Linked DNA regions of Homo sapiens: region 2 is linked to region 1. A link is an interaction called in ENCODE POLR2A ChIA-PET data of the cell type or tissue named here. Cell type or tissue: PC-3. All regions are shown on one strand. Links, peaks and the distances in the headings refer to the core of each region. The heading gives the core; the rest is flanking DNA. Region 1 overlaps LPP (LIM domain containing preferred translocation partner in lipoma). Region 2 overlaps LOC107986166 (a long non-coding RNA gene).

Evidence for each region. Peaks named below come from ENCODE experiments on the same cell type or tissue, not always from the same donor. Only the 100,000 strongest peaks of a DNase experiment are listed, where the experiment ranks them.
Region 2: POLR2A ChIA-PET joins it to region 1 with 5 read pairs; 4 of 35 experiments call an interaction of 5 or more read pairs at or near these places.

Annotation. Positions count from the first base shown.
Region 1 is chr3:188,198,662-188,209,921 of GRCh38, forward strand. The region is part of intron 1 of LPP (LIM domain containing preferred translocation partner in lipoma); the gene reads left to right. Among named protein-coding and RNA genes, the nearest start is that of FLJ42393, 26 kb to the left of the region's middle. In PC-3, for the core only: a CTCF peak has its summit at 7,584; no DNase peak of the experiment used is centred there.
Region 2 is chr3:188,001,516-188,012,775 of GRCh38, forward strand. It overlaps LOC107986166 (a long non-coding RNA gene), which reads right to left. Exons shown (of 5, transcript XR_001741061.2): 3 at 2,386-2,473; 4 at 900-1,064. Among named protein-coding and RNA genes, the nearest start is that of LINC01991, 31 kb to the left of the region's middle. In PC-3, for the core only: no CTCF peak of the experiment used is centred there; a DNase peak (open chromatin) is centred at 5,496; H3K27ac peaks cover 898 bases.

The DNA.
Region 1 (11,260 bases), core at 4,146-8,145:
GCTGTTGGGTCCCATGTTTATGTTGATTCATTTGCATTCCCCATGAACTGTGCAGTGTCTCAGAGCTATTATTGTTGCAGAACTCACCCCTGCCCTTCTGCCCACCACTGACAACCCTAGAGAAACTGGTGTCCATGAAAAACGTGGGTCACCAGATGAGAAAGTCACATCTGCATGGTCAGAGCAGGCACCAGGTGAAGGTAAAAGAAAGGGCTGGGCTTTGTTCCAATTGTTTATTACTGTGTAGCAAATTACCCCCAAACTCAGTGGTATACAACAATCGTTTAGTATGCTCATGGATTATGTGGATCAGGAACTTGGACAGAGCAAAGGGGGAATGACGCTTCTGTGCTCCACAATGCCTGGGATCTCAGCTGGAAGACTCGAAGGCTGGGTGCTAGAGGGATATGGTTGCTCACTCACTCACATGACATCTGAGACGTTAACCAGGCCTGTTGGTCAGAATATCTACATGTGGTCTTTCCATGTGGCCTGGACTTCCTCACAGCCTGGTGGCTGCTTCCAAAGGGCAAGCCTTGAGAGGAAGGGAGAGAGGGAGAAAGAGAGCGAGTGAGCATTAGCAGGTGCAGGAAGAAGCTGTAGATGCATCATCTCGCTATACTTTATTGGTCGGAGTAGTCCCCAACTCGCTTAGATTCAAGGGGAGAGGCAATAGACTTTACATCTTGGTGGGGTGGCCAAGTTCTGGAAGAGCATGTGGGACGGAAAATTTGCTGGAGCCTTTGTTGGAAAATACAACGGAGGCTCCTTTTGGCCAAAAAGGAGGAACAGACGTCTCTGTGGAGCTGCACGGAGGTAGAGCCACAGGGTATGCAGCAGGCGCACCTGTATGGTGCTGAGTATTCACTGGCAAATCAGGAAAACAAAGGTCAAGCCAGGAATCCTAAGGAAAGGATCAGTAGTTACGCTATAACCATGCTTCATTGTATATGAATTAGCGTTTATATTGTCCATAAACTAGTTTGTGTAACTCTGATTTGCTGATTACATCGACTGCTTATGTAACCCTGGAGTTCTAGGTCTATTTTGGATTTTTTTTTTTTTCTGTGAGATGGGGTTTTCCTGTTGCCTACCTAGGCTGGAGTTCAATGGCGTGATCTTGGCTCACTGCAACCTCCCCCTCCCAGGTTCAAGACATTCTCCTGCCTCAGCCTCCCGAGTAGCTGGGACTATAGGTGCACACCACCATGCCCAGCTAACTTTTGTATTTTTAGTAGAGACGGGGTTTCACCATGTTGGCCAGGCTGGTCTCGAACTCCTGACCTCAGGTGATCCTCCCAAAGTGCTGGGATTACAGCCTTGAGCCACCGCGCCTGGCCCTATTTGGCTTCTTATACTAAACTGAGATATTTTTTGTTCCTTCACAGAGGCAAGGGAGAAGCTTTTAGATATAGACAGACATAGGTCTCAGCCAAATAAATAAAGAATGAGTGATCGGTTAATTTATCTATTTTTTTTTCCCTCCTGCATCTAACAAAGTTCAGGAAAGACATTCTGTATAATTTAACAGGAAAGAGATGCTAACAAAGTTATTGAAAAGACTGGAGCTACTGGGTTTAAGAATTTTTTTTTTTTTTTTTTTCTGAGACGGAGTTTCACTCTTGTTGCCCAGGCTGGAGTGCAGTGGTGCGATCGCGGCTCACCGCAACCTCTGCCTCCCAGGTTCAAGAGATTCTCCTGTCTCAGCCTCCCGAGTAACTGTGATTACAGGCACATGCCACCATGCCCCACTAATTTTTGTATTTTTAGTGGAGACGGGGTTTCATCATATTGGTCAGGCTGGTTAGCCACAATCCAGGGATAAGGAAGATGTGATTAGGAAGCCACTGCTGAGGCCTCAGAAACTTTTCTCAACATCTTAATAGTTAGTGATGGGGCACTGGATTGGCCTATGGAGTGTCCTTTTGCCCTTCATGATTCCCTGGTATTGCTTGCCAGTAGAAATAGTAGCAGGAAGATTCAGCTTCACTTCCACCTTCCAGATCACACACAAGGAAATCTTACTGGCGGAACCTAATTTACTAGCTTTGAGGAAGTATGGGGAATGTAATTTTTAAGTCGGCTTCTGTGATGCAGAAAGGCACTCTAGCTGGTGGAAATAGTCTGATTGAGCCAGCCAAGAGAATATATCTACCCCCAACTTATCCATTTAAAATCCCCAGGAGTTATTATTCTGAAATACTTAATGTTTATAAGTAATTATAACACTGTAATATAATTACACTATGAAATTATGTTTAATATTTGTTTATTTATGTAAAATATATAAACTTAATATAATTAATACCCTGAAAAAACAGGCCAGTTGCCCACGTTCAGTTTCTGAACTGAGTTCTTATTTTTGACGACAGCAGTTGATTTGCAATTTTCCAGTTCAGTTTAATCTCCTCCTGGGAGTCATACCCTAGGACAGTTGTCTTGTTTACAAAATTTCTTCACAAACATTTATTAAACACTTACTATGGACCTGTCCCTGAGCTGGATTTGGCAATGTGGGGAGAGAGAAGTCAAGGATTCTTCCACTGGGAGCCAATACTGGGAAGGAGAATAAATCAGGCACACAGTTAGAACAGGGCAAGGAAGATGTTGATCAATGCCCTACACAGCAGGCTCAGCAAATCCAGGGAAGAGAGATTATTCTGACTGGGCTGAGAAGTAGAGAGTTTTATATAGTCTGTGATCCGGTGATTCTCTTTTGGGGGTAGTACCATCTCATTATGGGGCATTTAAAAATGTGACGGATGCCAGGCGTGGTGGCTCATGCCTGTAATCCCAGCACTCTGGGCGGCTAAGGCGGGCGGATCACTTGAGGTCAGGAGTTCGAGACCAGCCTGGCCAACGTGGCAAAACCCCATCTCTACTAAAAATACAAAAATTAGCCAGGAGTGGTGGCGCATGCCTGTAATCCCAGCTATTTGGGAGGCTGAGGCAGGAGAGTGGCCTGAACCCAAGAAGTGGAAGTTGCAGTGAGGTGAGATCATACCACTGCACTCCAGCCTGGGTGACAGAGTGAGATTCCATCTCAATAAGACAAAATAGCAGCATAATGGGGTGTCTTCTGTTGTCCCAACGACTGGAGATCAGGCTGCCATTGGCATTTAGTGGTTGGGGCCAGGGAAGTTAGACGTCCTTTAATACATGAAGACACCACAGATAAAAAACTGTCTTTCTCCAAAGGGTCATCTCATTCCTGTTGAAGACTACGAGTGTGCTTGATGATGTGTAGGACGTGGATATTTGGTGTTGGGAGTGGAAGGATAGCAGGTCAAGCAGAGGGGACAAGGTGAGCCAAGAGTTTAGTTTAAATAAAGCAAAGAATATGTGTTGAGTGGCAATGGGAGAAAGTTTATGGTGGCAATAGAAGCTTCGGTCCCGGTTGTGGAGAAACTAGAGCTACTAGATAAAGCACTTGGACTTCCCCTGTTGCCATTGGGAAGCCATTTCAGATATTGGAGCAGGTCCTTGAGAGCAGAAACGTAGCCTCGTCTTGGCACCATGCATCATGTAAACATCAGTAATGCTTTTTGAATGAATGAATGCCTCAAACTGTAGTTTACAGGTGTTAGACTAGTGGGTACCTGAGTTTTGCCAGATTTAGGATCCTGTGGTTCTGGGAGGGCCCTGGCAGCCAGCATTTGGACTTTTAGAGAATACATGGAAAGGGCACAGTGGCGTGCCACACAGATACTGTCTCCACATTGTGGTCAGGCAGCAGCAGTACTTGCTGACACCGAAGAGAGATGTGAAAAAGAGAGATTCTTGCATGGACTCCTGTGTGAGGCCCATAAGCCATGAGGCATGTAGGGAGCAGACTGTGTCGTCTGCATCAATGCTCTTGCATCTTGAGCTTTTAAAAAATTGCCATTCAAACCAGCAATTTGCTGACAAGGTTCACGCGCTATGACCATGACTGCAGTTGATCCTGGGGAGTGGCTTGCTTGTCTGCCTGGGGATGGCAGCCGCGTGCGTTCCCTGTGCTGTCCTGTAGGGTTGTGGTGGCTTTCTGATATTCAGGTTGGTCCCTTTTCCTTCTTTTTGGATGGGCTTTCGAGGTTGGGAGAGGAAGCTCAGGGATGGAACTGACTAAACATATGTGAGATGTTTCCTTGTTTGCTGCTCATGGAGGTTTCATTTCTGAAGTCTTTTCTTGGGAGGGAAAAGGATGTGTGGATATATGAGGTGACTCTAGAACCCTCATTTTATGGATGAAGAAACTGTGATTCACAGAGGGAGAGTGATTTGTCCAGTGTCACGTGGGGAGCTGGCCGGGGAGCCAGACCTCCTGTACCTTTTATTGCAGGGTTTATTTTATATATATTTGCTGGCAAAAAGAAGGAAAGAGAAACAATTTATATGTTTTTTATTTATAATAAAAATATTTATTATAATTATATAATAATTAAATTATAGTAAAAATATTTATTTATAATATAAATATAAAATGTATATTATATTATAATTATATATAATTATATTGTAATTAAATTATATATAATTTTATATATTATATATTATATATATTAAATTATAATACAGCATATTGTAATACAATATATTTTATATTAATATAGTATAGTAAAATATATAATATATAATATAATTTCATTATAATAAAATATAATAAAAATATTTAAAAATGTATTTTATATTTACATATATATTTAAATATATACATATATTTATATAAATATATATTAATATTTATATATTAATATATATTTTTATAAATATATATATAATATAAATATAAATATATATTTATATAAATATATATAAATATATATATTTTTAAATATATATATATTTTTAAATATATATAAATATATATATTTAAATATATATAAATATATATTTAAATATATATATATTTTTAAATATATATAAATATATATTTAAATATATATATATTTAAATATATATAAATATATATTTAAATATATATACATATCAAATATGTATATATATTTTTTCTCTTTTTTGTAGAGAGAAGATCTCGCTATGTTGCCCAGGCTGGTCTCAAACTCCTAGGCTCAAGCAATCCTTCTGCCTTGGCCTCCCAAAGTGCTGGGATTACAGGCATGAGCCCCTGGCCTTATAGCAGGGTTTAAATTACACCCACTTTGGGGGAAGAGAGAGTGGTGTGTGCAGGCTTTGGTGCCAAAGGCTTGCACATGGTTACTGGCTCAGCCACTTACTATAAAATTTGTAAAATAGGCACCATGGACACATCTGATATTAAGCATTTAAAAAGAGGAGCTGTGTGAAAAGTTTTGTTGACTACAAAGAGCTACAGACATCTTCCTTTTTATCTTGATGTGGATGTTTATGCACTGGGAATTGGTGGGGCCATCTTTAGAGAAGGGGTGGGCCAGTGAAGACACTACTGACCATACCCCAATCAGAAAACACTCCCAAGGGGCTCACTTCCCCACTGTGCAGTAAAGAGGTTTTGCACTGAGATTTGGAGGTACAGCACAAGGCGGGGAAAGCATGAGCCAAGTTTTGAGTCCTGTGGAATTGAGGGTGCACTCCTGCCTGGGGCCAGGGGTTCTTGTAGCAATATAAAGGGAGACGTGGCTAAAAACATAGATTGGGCTCATCCTGGAGGCCTTGAGTCTGGCCTGAGGGTGAGTGGATGCTATCGTTTGTGTTGTTTAGAGCACTGGTGAGGAGTCAACTGGGAAAATCTCAATGAAATGCATCTTTAGGATGTGCCGGGAATCTTGGCAGTAACTCAGGAGGGCAACAGGGAATCTTGCAATTGGAGTAGCGGGGGGTGATTCTCAAGTTTTGGACACATTCTAAGTAACTTTTTGCAGTGCTTCAACTTTTTACTTGAGTTTATAATAACAATGGCAATATTTTTTATAGTTGTAGAGCTATATGAAATATTTTTACACCTGTTGGCTTCATTGTTCATACAATATCTTAGTGAGGGGGAAGGTAGGATTGTTTTCGTTCCTGTTTTACAGACAAGGAAATTGAGGCTCAGAGAGCAGATGGGATTTCTCTGGCCGCTTGGCTGGTTGATGTGGAAGTCAGGAGTGAGGATGCCAAGTTTCACACTTCTTCCTGTGCCAATGACCTGGAGGAGTGTTTTTCTCAAACTCACATTTCTTTATCCTCCACAGTCTTGGGTGTCACTCTTGGAAGTGTAAGATGGTCATGAGTTTCAAAGATTTCTGAGATAAGCTGTTAAGATTTTCAAAGATGAGCTATAGAGAATTTGGGACATAAAATGTGTTTCTTCCAGTAACTCTTGCTTGCTATCATGTTGTTGGTTCAAATTGAACATGTTGATAAGTGCCAGGGAGGAAAGAAACCAGTACCTGCTACTTATTGGGCACCTTTTTTGCCCTGAACTCAGTACTGCCTGCTTTTCCATTTGAGTATCTAGAAACATTTATGGATGGAGTGATTGTAATATTGTACAATTCTGTCAACTAGTTTATTAGCTAATTCTCATAAAAGCCTTAGGAGGTAGATAAACAATATTATTTTCCATTTTACAGATGAGAAAACTGAGGTTTAGAGAGATGAAATAACTTGCTTATAACTTGCTTGAGAGAACACAGGTCCTAAATAGATTATAATCTTTTTTTTTTTTTTTTTTTTTTTGGCAGAGTCTTGCTCTGTCATCCAGGCTGGAGTGCAATGGTGCAATCTTGGCTCACTGCAACCTCCGCCCCACCAGGTTCAAGCGATTCTCCTGCTTCAGCCTCCCAAGTAGCTGGGATTACAGGTGCACACCACCACACCCAGCTAATTTTTGTATTTTTAGTAGAGACGGGGTTTCACCGTGTTGGCCAGGCTGGTCTTGAACTCCTGACCTCAAGTGATCTGCCTGCCTCGGCCTCCCAAAGTGCTGGGATTACAGGCCTGAGCCACTGCACCCAGCTGTAAGTAGAGTATAATGTAAGTTTTCTAATTTGAGACTTCTTTCTTCCTTGCTGCACCCCATCTACGCCATGTGTTGCCCATCCCACTGGTGAAAATGCAGAGCTGCTTGTTAAGGAGGTACATGTCAGACCTTGGAATTTACTGGAATCAGACCTGGAAGGTACTATGAAGAGCTCAGAAGGCTGGTGGTTTTCAAGCTGTTCTCTTCTGAGCCTGAGAGACTCCAGGAGTCATCTTGAGGGATATAGCACGGAGGGAGGTGAAAAGTGGTGGGAAGTGGAGGAAGGAAGGGGACCGCTAGAGCCAACCTGAGTCGCTCTGCTTTTTCCTATTTTGTAAGCTAAACATTGTCAAAGCATCCATTTAAAGGAAAAGTTCTGCTGCTACATATAAAAGTTAAAAAACCACTGTGTCTACCCTTCCTTTTGCTAACACTGAGAGGCAGAGTGGTTCAGCACAAGGGGACACAAAGTGGCTTAGCACGAGTCACGAGATGTGACGGGTCTGAGACCTCTCAGCCTAGAGCTCCCTTACCCCTGGGCCACTTTGTTAGACACACCTCCTTTAATTCAAATCCCCGTCTCAGTGGGACATGGCTTTTTCATTTTTTCAAGGAAAGGTTTAATCTGTCCAGATCCCTGTGAAGATCTTGGCTCTTGGCGCACCTGCTGGAGGTTCGAGGTCCTGCAACCACAGAGTAGCTGCAGGACCTTCAGGATGTCCCGAGCCACAAGGTCTTTGACCTGCATTTTGCAACCTGGTTGTGTCTCCCCTTTGGACTCTGGGAACCTTGCTGAGATTGGTACAATATCTGTGCTAAAAAGGTTTGAAATTATAGCTAGTATTGTGTTACCTTCCTGGTCCAACCTTCACAGACATTGTCTGACTAAGTATATATAACTCTTGAGTGTTCACTGTGTACACCGGCTCACAAGAAAGGCAAGGTTCCTGATCCCAAGGATCTAATGGAGAGACAGAAACAAATATAAACTTTTGTCAACTATTTCAGAGACAGTTATTTTTGTTATACAAGATTGTTATGCATGCTAGTTATGTGGAGAGGATTTCATCTCTTAGAAATGAGACGGGGAGAATCTGGGCGATGAGAAAGAAGACCAGAACTGGGGAGTACAGTCTAGAATTGCAAGGGGTTGAGTTTGCTATGTGAAGCAGTTAGTTTTGGACTGTTGCACTTACTATTTCTGAGATTTGAGCATCTGACTTTTCCTTTAAGCTTTTGTTTTCTCATTTGTAATATGGGAGTGAGAGTGCCTAGTTCACAGGGTCATTGCTGGGGTTAAATGAGATAATGTATGTAACCTGCTTAGTATAATACCTAGCACAGAGTAAACACTCATTAAATTTTCATTGTTATCGTTGTTATGATTTGGCAGCGAGGAGTCAAAAGAGCCTATTTTCTTAAACTCATCAATGGTATAATCAGAGCTTTGCATCTCGAAGTAAAGGAACACTCTGCTTTTATTATTTATTTATTTTTCACTCTGCTTTTAGACATAGAATTCAATTGCCTCAGGCTACAACAAACTGGCTTCAATCTACCTTTCTGAGTTAACTTCTGTTTATTTCTATCCATCTGCCCACTTCTCTCACTAGTGACCTACACATTTTCTTTTTTTTTTTTTTCTTTTCTTTTTTTTTTTTTTCTTGAGGTGGACTCTTGCCCTGTTGTCCAGGCTTGAGTGCAGTGGCATAATCTTAGCTGACTGCAACCTCTTCCTGCCGGGTTCGAGCCATTCTCCTGCCTCAGCCCCCTGAATAGCTGGGATTACAGGCACACACCACCACGCCTGTTTAGTTTTTGTATTTTTAGTAGAGATGGGGTTTCACCAGGTTGGCCATGCTGGTCTTGAACTCCTGACCTCAGGTGATCCGCCTGCCTCGGCCTCCCAAAGTGCTGGGATTACAGGTGTGAGCCACCGTGCTCCACCCACATTTTCTAAGCTTGATTTTAACTTGCTGGTCTTTGTCATATCTTCTCAGTCATTGCTGGGGTTCAAATCTTTCTTTTCTTTTTCTTCTTTTTTTTTTTTTTTTTTAAAGATGGGAATCTCACTATGTTTCCCAGGCTGGTCTTGAACTCCTGGGCTCAAGTAATACTGCCTTGGCCTCCTGAGTAGCTGGGACCATAGACATATGCCACTGTGTCTGGCTTAAATATTTCCTTCTGTCGGAATGCCCTTTGTTCCTTCATCTGTGCCCCCCTGCTCCATCCTCTTTTAATTCCTAGCCCAAAAGTCTAACCCACCCATTGGGAGGGATTCTGCAGAACTCATAGAGTTTACAACATCTTGTCCTTCAATTGCAGTCAGTCTCTGTCTTGAACTGGATTTGTGAGCTCCTTGAAGTTGTTTGTATCTCACAGCTCTTTGCTGTAACATCCCTGGGGATTCAAGCACGCACACATAGTAGATGCTCACACATCTATGCAATAAATTACTTTAGTGTCTTTCTCAAATGATCAGCACAGGAAGCAAATGATAAAATGCAAACCAGAAAACAGACCTCACTGGGCTCTGTGCTTGTCAGCCTTGGGAATGGATTTCTGGCGAAGATCCGGCCCCTCTACAAATGACAGAGATGACTTGGCTCTTTTCAGGAATTGAAGAGAATCCTGACAAGTGGCATGTTGGGAAAGGCCTGAAGGAAGCCAGACCAGCTTGCTCTCAGAGCTCCTTGGGTCCCCTGCGGCCCCCAGGTGATCTTCAGCAAGACCTGGTATGTAAATGAGCCTCATCTGCTGGCTCAGCCTGCTGCCCACTGCTAGGGATGCTAGAATTCCAGGGTAAGCTTCTGTGAGCCGGGCTGGGAGGTTTAGTGGGTTGGAGATTACTAGCTTTTTGGTATCTGCAGCTTGAAATACCTTGTGCCCTTGATTAATTCATGCTTGGGAGCATCCTCAGTGCTCTCTGGAAAATAGCTCCTTACTGTATGTTTATTTCCCCACGGGCTTATTTCAGAGAGACTGGAGCCTGTGTTTCTAACAGCTTCTCCAAGGAAAACATCGCAGGCCACGTTTCCGGAACTGAGAATCTCAGGGGGTCTTTGAAACGTCCATCTCTATTACCTCCTTTTGGCCCAGCATTTGCTTTTAGCTGAAAAGGGAGATTTTGTCTTGAGCCTTCCTGTAGACATATGTGACTTGGAGTTTGAAAATCTGACAGCTGCTGCTGAGCTTTGAACTGCAAGAGTGAGCAGCATATAGACATAACCCCGTAGAACATCAAATCATTTTCCTTTAATTCCCAGAGACTTAATGTTTCTTTGTCTTGCGAATGACCTCACTGCTTTTTGTATTTGTAATGGAATGCACAGTCATTTGTAAGTAATCACACAATAATCCCTTACACTTTTATAATGCCTTACCCTTTTCCATAGGGCTTTCACTCTCATTATCTCATATGATCCTTATAACTGCTCTGAGATATAAGCAGAGCGCCTATTTTAATCTCCAATTTTCAGGTGTAGAAACTGAGGTTCAGAATAAAGTTAGCCAGAGTTAAAACAGTTAGTATGTAGCAGAATTGGAAAGGGAGTCTACAGAATTGGAACTGGAGTCTCCTAAACCAGTGTTTCTTTTGCTCCTTATTGCTGGTGTGACCTTGGGAATATACTTAACCTCTCTGAACCTCAGTCTTCCTATCACTAAATTGGGTATAATACTACCTCCTGGGATAGTTGTTGGAAGGGATTCAATGAGACTGGGAAATCATTTAATAAAAGGTAGAACACACTAATAATGGGAGGCATCATTGTACTTACTACATGGGCCTTGACGGCGAACAGTGCCATCAGAACTGTGAAAGAAAATAACATTTTTTCTCTCTTTTTAGAAAGACACAGGTTCAGAATGGTGTTGTCAGGGATCACAAGCTCCCAGCCCCGTGATTAGCAAATTGACCCTGCTGCCCTGTCTGCTGGCTGCTTTCTTATTCTGAGAATTGTGTTGACAAGACCCTCTTTTCCTACAGAGCTCTCTCTTAATGTTGCTTGGAATAGCCTTGTGTCCTGGAGACAGTTTTAGGTCTGGCAGGATCTGAGAACAGGAGTGGGGATCTTGGAATGGGATCTGCATCCCTGAGCTTCATCCACAAAGGGTGGGAATGTGGCTTGGGCTGTGGGGTGGAGGTAGATGAACAGCTGGACTTGCAGGTCTATCTTCTGTTGTTTCTCAATAAAGTAGACAAGTCCATCTGATGGGTGTTTAGTAGGGTATGACTTGTGAGTCCACAAGGCCAGCAGTATATATGCTGAATGGACTGCTTAGCAGTAACACACTGGAAAAATCCAAAAAGAATGGATTTCAAGTTGGCAAAAAATG
Region 2 (11,260 bases), core at 3,819-7,818, 200 kb before region 1:
CACAAGTTTATCCTCTCTGCTCCTTAAAAAGTTCTATTCCCACCACTAGCATCACAAGTGACAAAAGACAAGACACTGTGTTGCAGCTGAAACTGACTATTCTGCTTCTTGAAACAGCAAAATCTGTTTACTTCTATGGTATTCTCAGTACACTGAGGGTCAAAATAATGTGATTGGGAATTACCGACATCCAATATAAAATACTAAAAAACCCAGAAAATTTTATATGGTTTGCCCTAATAATATAGGTTCAGGTTCTAAAGGGTATATGAGGTTCAAATCCTAATTCTGCCATTTCTTAGCAGGGTAAACTTTCCTTCTCTGTAATTTAAAATGGGAAGAATAGGAGACCTTATCTCATAAGGTTGTTGTAGTAAAGGGCTCACTCATGTAATGGCACAGATTTTGGCTACTGCACTCCAGAATGAAAAGGGAGATTTGTCCTTCATAGACAGGGCATCTACAACCACAACATCCCACTTCAATCTGGTTTTTCTTTGAATAATAAATTCCCCACCTTGTGTCACTGTAATTCTATCTTTCAACTCTCAATGCTCACACAGAATACTGACAGTTAAGAGACACCATTAAACTCTGCTACTCAGGAAAGGAACTTCAGGAACATAAGCTATCTACAGATAGCAAATACCAGCAAAGTTTAATCTGATTTATCAGCCACTTATTATTACTCCATTTCCCTTTTGCACCAGTGTCACATTCCCTGGAGACCTTTCAGGCTCTTCTTAGTCCTGGGCCTTCTTGACCCTCTACCTGAAAGGTGGTTTTCCTCTAGTTTTCTTTAATATAATTCCCAGGCTTCCTTCACTCCTTCTTCATCTCATCCTGAGGCTTTCGGTTCTGCACGCTTTGTCACATCCCTCTTCCATTACCTAACTCACCTGGATCCTCGTCCAACCTTCATGCCTTACACTGTGCACGGCTATACCATAGTCTCAACTCTGCTTTGGAATGATGTTGGGTCATAAGCAGTTTATTCAGCATAGTTTTCCATTTTCAAACTCGTTTCCGTAGGCTGTATTACAGCTCTGTAGGACTGTAGACCCCTATTGATATAAAACATAGATATCCATAGTTATCCTATATAGGGTATTTCCTCAGAAGTCCCAACTGCATCCACAAGGACTTGGTCACTGATACCTTGCGTGGTTGACACTGCAAGAGTTCTCAACTTAATTCTCTGCTCCACTCCAGGATTGAGGGCTTTTATTGTCTTCAGTGAGAGGACATTTAGCAGTCAGGTGACCCAGCATCAAGTTTGTCCCTTTCTGACCTTGCACCCTGGGTCCAGTGACTCATCTTATCTCTGATTTCATAATCCACCCAGGGTCCTCATTCCTACAAAACTGTTGGAATTAAAGTCTACCACCAACAGCTCCATAGCCTGCCTGTCTAGGAACAGGACTTATTCCCAGCCTCCCCCTAGCTTGATGGTAGAGTGGAAACAAACAGCAGGTTTGCACTCTTACCTAACCACTTCTTACATGACTAGTTGCTTTATCTCTCTAGGCCTCAATTTCCTCATTTGTTAAATAGGAATAAAATTACCCTTGCAGAGATACTGTGAGAATACATCACAAAGCAGACTGAATTCTTGACACATAGCATTGCTCAGTGAATAGTAGCTGTCTTTCTTAGGATGACCATTTATTATGGCTGGCTTGATGCTGGCTGCCGCTCAGCCTGTCCACCTCTTGCTTATCTTCGTGTGCTGCTGACACTCCCACATTCACCATCACACCTACCTAACCTCCTCATCTGAGTTCCAACTCCTCCTCTCCTCCAAGTGTGTTCTCGTTGTGTCTGTTCTGACTGCTGGCTAGCGGTGTACGGGAGCCAACAGGTACCAGCTCACAAGAGCTGACCCTGGCATCTCTTCCTAGCTCCACATTCAGTGAGCATCGTATTGGTAGCTTGAAATCAGGCACAGTGGGAGTATTTACACAGCAGAAATCAGCAAATACTACAAACAGGGCTTCCCCTTCACCCCACAGAGCCATTTGTTAAACATTTACAGGCACATAAGTGCAGACTCTTCATTTCTTCTGTACCTTCTCTGGGCCTTATTATCTGACCTGAACACTCAAATATAGCCCTTTTAAAGGAAGATCTTAGGGCTTTTTTTTGTACACTGACTGGCACTGCATTTCAGTGAGAATGCAGCTAAATCCATGCCGAAGTTTACAGAGTAACTCAGCTTAGGGATGGAAATATTTCACCAGGAAACAAACAAAAAAAATCTAACGAATATACATTAACCTCAGGATTAACCCTAGCACTAATGAGATCAGCTCAGTACAACCCAACTGTTTTTTTCCTGCCGGGCTCCCTCCTGGTGAGACAGGCTCCAGGGGCCAAGGCCTTTACCTGAATGCTGATGGAAATCTTCCAGGCCCTGAATGACATGTTCTCTGGGCCACTCCTTGAATGCCTCTAGCTTGGAAGCATTACTGTCCTGTAACAAAGAGGGTATAGAAGAAGATGAATCCTTTGTAGGTGAAAAGGGAGGCCTTGCCTTTCCTGCTTTGTTGTGAAGGCTCTGAGCCACATGAGTTTGCTAAGCTATAGACATGTTGAGGGCTCAAGTTCTGTTCCAATTTGTGTCCCCTAGAGGCCTGAACAAGTATCCTGTCCCTTTATGGTGTTTAATTAAGGTTTATTGTACTGAAGACCACATTTGGGATGAGTAATGGTTACTTAGTGCTAGGACGCACTTACCTATCTAATCTCCTTGAAGAAATACTTTATTAAGGAAATAAATAGATGTGTATGCCTGTGCCAGGTGCGGTGGGAGGAAGGATACTTTTCCCTAGGAGGAAATGTGTCCTTACGGATTTTAGAGAGCAAACTGTCATCTACTATCCTATCTGACTGTAGTGAATGTCATAAATCTCCTTTTAGCAGTATTTTATTCCTTCCTGTACATGAAAGGACTCCCCACCAGCCCAATTCAGGGGCACATTCCATCCTTCTGCCCTGTACTCCTAAAATCCTCTTTTTCCCCCACAAAGTTTAAAATTCTACCCATTTTTCTCTCTTCATAATTGCAGGCTGCCTACAGAATGCAAAACACTTCTCACCACCCCATGTCCTCGCAAGTACCCACCCTTCAACTTGCTGCCCCTAAAACTGGCACCTAGGGCAAGTTTTATTTTGATACATTTTATGATCATCTGCACAGGGATACCAACAGAAAGTGATGAGTGTAGGGAAGGGACAAAAGTTCCAGGAATGTCCCCAGTGCTCTCCTTACCCGGGTCTCTGGCCCACACTAAAATGGGAAATGCAACCCCTAGTTCTAAGAACTCCTCTTTGTATCCTCTCTCGCCTTCAGGGCAATGTCTCTGATGTTGGCAGGTACCACTAGCTATCCCTAATAAGAACAGCAGATATGAAGCTGTCAGGACCTTAACGAGGCACTTCGCAGGTTACAAATCATTCTCTCATCCTTTACTTTGGTGAACCTCAGAACCACCCTGTGACCTAGGCATTGAGGTGACCACCACCATCCTTCAGATGAGCTCATGGGACAGAGCTGTCAGAATGCCTGGTGGATGCCTGGGTGCGACACCTGCCAAGGCATACAGTGATTACGCGCTGCTTCTGCATAACCTGCAGAAAGACTCTGATTCAGGCCATCTTTTTTGGGCCGATCACGAGGTCAGGAGATTGAGAACAGCCTGGCTAACACGGTGAAACCCCTTCTCTACTAAAAATACAAAAAATTAGCCGGGCATGGTGGCGGGCACCTGTAGTCCCAGCTACTGGGGAGGCTGAGGCAGAAGAATGGCGTGAACCCAAGAGGCGGAGCTTGCAATGAGCTGAGATTGCGCCACTGCACTCCAGCCTGGGCGACAGAGCGAGACTCTGTCTCAAAAAAAAAAAAAAAAAAAAAAAAAGAATCTCAAATTGTGTCTTAACTCACTTTTATGAAGAAAAGTCACACACATTTTCTATCCACCACCCTGTCCCACTGGCAACAGCTTTGGTGCTTGCCTGATGACCGGATCTGTGTTCCCATGGCTACAGAGTAAAGTCAGGGCACCTCAGGCTGGACATCCAAATGACCCCTTGCCGTACTTCTAAGATCCAGGTTTGAGATAGGTCTGGATCAAGATGAAAAATTGCCATTATCCCAGGACTGGCTTTTTATGTCTTGCTTTATCTTGCCATACTTTTTATGTCTTTTTCCCAAGTCATCAAATGTACAAGTGCTTCAAGCCACAGAACTTCAGACTCCCTTAATTTATATTCTTACCTTTCCAGTAAGAATTAACTCTGAGTATTTAGGTTCTTCAGATACAAAATGCCTACTCTCTACTCCATGTAGTAAGAAAACAAAATTTATTTTTGAATATTTACCAGTTTAAACTTCTCACTAACTCATACTGGCCATTATAATTGTATAGGATTTTTCTCCACAGAAGTCAGGAATCTCCTTCAGCATGTTGATGTCAGATGATAGAATGGAGAGGACCAGTGGACTACTCAGTGCCAAGCTTAAGAGGTCATCTCATTAATCAATTGAATGGAAGTTTAATTTATTCATTCAACACACACTTACTAATAACTTGAGCCCCTGTAGTACTTGAGATCTGCTAACATATACATGTTATAAGTATGTTATCCATGCTTTCTAATTAGATTGTGAGGCCCTTCAAAAGAATCTGATCTCAATTTGCCACCACCTGTCTTATAACATCGGGCAACTCACTTCACTTCTCTGGGCCTCAGTTTCCTTATTGTGGGGGGTGGCTAAAAGGAGCGCCCTAAATCCACAGAGTCACCTTCTTCCCACTCAATTCAGCAATTATGGGTTATGCACAGAACATGAGAGCTGCTGAGGAAGCTCAAAGAAGGAAAGAACAAGTGCTGTTCAAGAAGAATCAGAATTGTTGAAGCTGGGCGAGGGTACATGGAAGTTCATCAGATAATTCTGTCTATTTATGTGTATATTTGAAAATCCCCTACAAAAAAAAAAAGCAAGAAAGGAAGAAAGGAAAAAATACAAGGAAATCTAGCAGGCTTCACATAGCGAGAAGCAATTTAGCAGAGTTGAAGCATGGGTAGGATTTCAATGAGCCGACACTTGGTCAGGGGCCATTCCAGGCAGGGAACACCATGAGCCAGGGCATAGAGACTGGAAAATACAAGGTGTTCACAAAGAACTGGGAGTAGCCATGTATGACAGCAGCATGGGGAGCCAGAGGGAGCAGCTGGAGATGGGCTGGAAAGGTATCGTGAGATCAGAGCTGAAGAGCCTCCAGAGGCCCTAGAGGAGTCTCAGCTTAGTTCAGTTCACCAGGGAAAGTGACCTCATTGGTCGCGCTTGAGTTGGCCTTACTGCTTCACAGCCCGCCTGGGTGCAGGCCCAGAAGCAGGGCCATGTGGCAGAAACTGGCAGAGGAGGATGCTGGCAGCACCACCGGGCTTGTTTCTCCACCAGGAAACAAGGTTTCCTATAACTCAGACCCATGAATCAGCATTTCCTCTGTCAATAATACGCAGCCAGAAATGCAACAGCACAGAGCTCGGGGAATGGAAGAAAGGAAGGAATATTCCATGACATCGCCAGGCTCTGCTGCTCTGCTCTCCTTTCCCCTCAAGAAGCACTGCTGATAAGCTCCCGAATGACACTCAGGTTTCATAGGATAAGTTTCTCAGAGAACCGCACGGTACCTCATGACAATTAAGTCCCACAGAGTAGTCGGCGCTCTTGTCATACTGTGTGTCGCTATCACCACGAGGATAAGTAAGAGCACTTTCTGAATTCCTTCATTACATGATAACTAACCATTAATACCACCGTTCTATCATGGCAGAGATTTGAGGATACGTGTGATTTACCTTTGCATTTTTACACTTCCACATTCAATATGTTATTTGATTCTCATGATAATCCCGTGAGGTACACAGAGAGTATCATACTCATTTCACAAGTGTAGATACCGAGGCAGGGAAATTAAATGCTTCTTCCCTGTTGAATCTGTTTTGAAGATTCCGGAACTGACCCCAACTCTTTAAATTTCAGTCCAGTATTCTTTTCAAAGTCATATACTTTTAAGAAATGTTTAAATATTACTATTAAATATATTTAATAATATTACATTAATTGACAGAATATTTAATATACTTAATTTACACTATTAGAGATGTATCGTATGTAAACTATATCTTGTCTAGCACCAGTAAGAATTTTATCCATTCCCTTATTCCATTCATTTATTTATCAGGTATTTCCCGACTGCTTACTATACGCCAGGGTCTGTTATAGACACATTTGGTAGTGAACAAAACAGACAAAAAGCCCCGCCCCTGTAGCGGTCACACTCTAATTGAAGAACTCAGACAATGAGTAAGATAAAAGAGTAAAATTCAGAGTATGTCAGAGAGTTACACGTGCTTTGGAGAATAAAGCAGACCAAGAAGAGGGTAAGGAGCGTTGAAGGGGTGATGCAATTTCACATAGGATGCTCAGGGACTACCTCACTGAAAACATGACATTTAAGGCAAGACCTGGAACGGGAACTAGCCAGCCATGTGGCAATTTGCAGGGTGGTGCGTGGGGCAGGCAGTCAGCAAATGAAACAGCAAATGCAAGGCCCTGAGGTGGTTCCTCCTAGCATGTCCAAGGAACAGTAAGCAGTCAAGTGTGGCTGGACTGGAGGGAGAGACAGGGAGAGGCTAAAGATGCAGGGAGTGGAGACTGGGGATTAGAGCACGTAGCCCACTGTAAAGACCCGGGGTTGACTTAGAGAATTTTCTGTCATTTACTAAAAACCAATACAAGCACTAAAAGACAAAGCTAAAATAAAAACAAGACAAGGCCAAAATGCAAACAACCAAATCATGTAAGGGGAGGTTAAGATGGTGAGGAAGACAGGATAAAAACGTAAGGGGTATATGGAAAGAAAGGAAGAAAGAAATGAAGTGGTTATATTCTGTTCATTTGCTCTTTGTCTCTCTGTATCTTTATTTTTTTCTTTTATTTTTTGAGACAGAGTCTCGGTCTGCCACTTGGGCTGGAGTGCAGACACATGATCTCAGCTCACTGTAGCCTCAACCTTTTGGACTCAAGCGATCCTGCCACCCCAGCCTCCCAAGTAGCAGGGCCTACAGGCACATGCCACCACACCTGGCTTAATTCTTTTTTTTTTTTTTTTAATTTTTAGTAGAGACAGGGTTTCACTATATTGCTCAAGCTGGTTTCAAACTCCTGAGCTCAAGTGATTCACCCGCCTCAGCCTCCCAAAGGGCTGGGATTACAGGCATAAGCCAAGGCACATAGTCTGTCTCTCTCTCTCCACCACACTTCCCTTGCTTGCTCTTTCTTGTTCTCATGCTTTCTCTCTCAGTTTTGGAAATTCCAGATCCAGGATACAAGCCCTCAAGCCAGCTGCCATGGGTGCTTCTCCAGGAGCCATGCAGGGCAGGAGCAGGCAGAGGAGCACCTCATCACCACAAGCTTGGGCCCACACCCTAGACCTCAGTCAGGCTCCTGTCTAGCTGGGCCACAAGAACTCATCAAGTCTTCTCTTGCCTGGGCTACAGGAGGAAACAGAACAAAACCCTCCTGATGCCCCAGCCCCCAGGCCTTCCCAGGGACAGCCACCTTCCAAGCACAGTCCGCTTCCAAGCAACAGGGAGAGAAGCCCCAGGAGAAGGAGGGAGAAGGGTGAACATTCAAGCTGTTAGCTCAGCCCTGTGAAAACTCACCCCCCAAATCAGGAGTCCATAATACTCTTGCCTTTGACAGCCCTGACTCATCTTTGAAGGGGAGTGTGGCTGTGGCAAGGACATGGGTGTGAAGGAGGGAAAAGCATGATCTTGCCTTCCCTCTGGAAGCCAGTGTTCCCCTACTTTTTCTTCTTCTTTTTATTCTATGGGCTCAATGGGCAAGCTCATATTCATTCAGTACATCCCCACTACCCTTCCACCACCACCTCCTCACTATCTTGGAGAATTTTAGAAAATTTCTTTATGTAACGTCTCCAAACTTTGATACTAGGACCAGTGAGAGGGCAGTTTAGCCCCTCAAAGCCTTCTATCAATGGCTCTTTGATTTGCCTCCAAAAGTTACTAATAGATCAGAACAGGACAGTGCTCCAAGGCAACAAGGGACGCAAGGTGGAGAAGTCCCTCGCCATCCTTTGTACCAAGTAACTGAGCAAACAAGAATTGCCCTTATCCAGAGGCATACACACAATCTCAGTCAACCCAAGATACCATGATTATGGTGGGGGAGTAAGGACCACTAAAGTAGCTCTTCAAATTATTTCTCTCATTTGTGTTTTTCTCCAACACCACCCTCCTCTGAAGCTCCACCACTCCTGGAATCACCATCCTAGTTTGATCTCCTCTGAACTTTTATTAATTAAACTTTTTATTTTGAGGTAATTGTAGATTCATATGTACTTGTAAGAAATAATACAGAGAAATCCTTTGTACATTTACTCAGTTTCTCCCTATGTTAACATCTTGCAAATCTATAGTGTAATATTATAATCAATATGTTGATGTTCATATAGTCAAGATACTGAATCTTTCCATCCCCTAAGGATCCTTTACATTGTCTTTTTACAGGCCCACCTACTTCTCTTCTGCCCCAACCCTTTCCTTAACTGTGGCAACCACTATTCTGTTCTGTTTGTATAATGTTGTCAATTCAAGAATGTAATATAAGTGGAATCATACCATATGTAACCCTTTGAAATTGGCTGTGTCAAAACCGGATAATTCCTATCAGAAGATTCATCCAGGGTGTGTGTGTATCAATAGTTGGTACCTTCTCATTGTTGAGTAGTATTCGATGAATAAATGTGCCACTGTATTGGGGGAACCCACTCCTGACATTTCAACGTAGGTTCTTTCTATTTTCCGTAAGTGTCAGCCAGTCTGAGAAATAAAGAGAAAGAGTACAAAGAGAGGAATTTTACAGCTGGGCCACGGGGGGTGACATCACATATCGGTAGGACCTTGATGCCCACCTGAGCCACAAAACCAGCAAGTTTTATTAAGGATTTCAAAACGGGAGGGGGTGTACAAACAGGGAGTAGCTCACAAAGATCACATGCTTCAAAGGGCAAAAAGGAGAGCAAAGATCACAAGGCAAAGGACAAAAGCAAAGATCACAAGGCAAAGGGCAAAAGCAGAATTACTGATAAGGGTCTATGGTCAGCGGTGCACGTATTGTCTTGATAAACATCTTAACAACAGAAAACAGGGTTCGAGAACAGAGAACCGGTCTGACTTCAAATTTACTGGGATGGGGTTTTCCCCACCCTAGTAAGCCTGAGGGTACTGCAGGAGACCAGGGCATATCTCAGTCCTTATCTCAGCTGCGTAGGACAGACATTCCCAGAGCGGCCGTTTATAGATCTCCACCCCATCAGGAACACAATTCTTTTCACAGAGTATTAATATCAATATTCCTTGCTAGGAAAAGAATTTAGCGATATCTTCCCTACTTGCACATCCATTTATAGGCTCTCTGCAAGAAGAAAAATATGGCTTTTTTTGCCCGACCCTGCAGATAGTCAGACCTTATGGTTGTCTTCCCTTGTTCCCTAAAAATCGCCGTTATTCTGTTCTTTTTCAAGGTGCACTGATTTCACAGTGTTCAAACACACATGTTTTACAATCAATTTGTACAGTTAACACAATCATCATAGCGATCCTGAGGTGATGTACATCCTCAGCTTACGAAGATAACAGGGTTAAGAGATTAAAGTAAGACAGGCATAAGAAATTACGAAAGTATTATTTGGGAACTAGTAAATGTCCATGAAGTCTTCACAATTTATGTTCTTCTGCCATGGCTCCAGCCAGTCCCTCCGTTTGGGGTCCCTGACTTCCCACAATACCACTGTTTTTTTGTTTGTTTGTTTGTTTTGCTTTGTTTTTGAGACAGAGTCTCCCTCTCTCACCCAGGCTGGAGTGCAGTGGCATGATCTCGGCTCACTGCGACCTCCACCTCTCAGGTTCAAGCAACTCTCCTGCCTCAGCCTCCCTAGTAGCTGGGACTACAAGCGTGTGCCACCACACCCGGCTAATTTTTGTATTTTTAGTAGAGATGGGGTTTCACCACGTTGGCCAGGCTGGTCTTGAACTCCTGACCTCAGGTCATCTGCCCACCTTGGCCTCCCAAAGTGCTGGGATTACAGGCATGAGCCACCATGCCTGGCCAATGTACCACTGTTTATTCACCCATGGAAGAACATCTTCTGGGTTGTTTCCAGTTTGGGGCTAGTATGAATGGAGCTGTTGTATGCTTTCACATACAGGATTTTGCATGAGCACAAATCTTTATTTCTTTGAGATAAATAATCAAAAGTGCAATTGTTGGGATGTATGGTAGTTGCATGTATCCTTTTTAAAAAAGGTATTTTCAACCTATTTTCCAAAGAGATTGTACCATTTTACATTCCCTCTAGGAATTTTAAGTGATAGAGTTCTCTCTATGCATATTCCAGATATTAATCCCTCATCATATATGTGATTTGCAAGTATTTTCTTCCCAGTCTGTAACTTGTCTTTTCATTCTGTTAACAGGGCCTTTTCACAAGGCAAAAATTTTTAATTGTGATAGTGTACTATTTATCACTTTTTACTTTTATGGATTGTGTTTTGGTGTCAAGTTTAAGAGCTCTTTGCTCAGCCATTGATCTTGGAGATTTTCTCCCTATAGGTTTTTCTCTTTTTCTGGTTTTTTGTTTCATGCTTTATATTTAATTCCATGATCTGTGTTTAGTTAATTTCTACATAAGGGTGAAACTTAGGTTGAAGTTTTTGTGTTTGTTTGTTTGTTTGTTGCTTGCCAACAGACGTCAAATTACTGCAGCACCATATGTTGAAAGGCTATCTTTATTGAATTGTTTCTGTACCTTTTAAAAAATTGATGAGAGATACGTGTGAGCCTATGTATGTGATTTCTATTCTATTCCATTGATCCATGTGTCTATCTCTCTACAAACACTATACAGTATAGATTATTGTAGCTATAAGTCTTAAAATCCAGTGGACATATTCCTCCTACTTAATTCTTGTTTTTCAAAGTTGTTTTAGCTATTTAAATTCCTTTGTCTTTCCATATAACTTTTAGCATAATCTCATTGACACGTACTGAAAATCTTGCTGTGATTTGGAGAGAAACTGTGACATATCTGCATATCAATTTGGGAAGAATTGATTATTCATTTTTACTATGGTGGTAGGCAGAATATGACTGTTGAAAGAGCTCTGC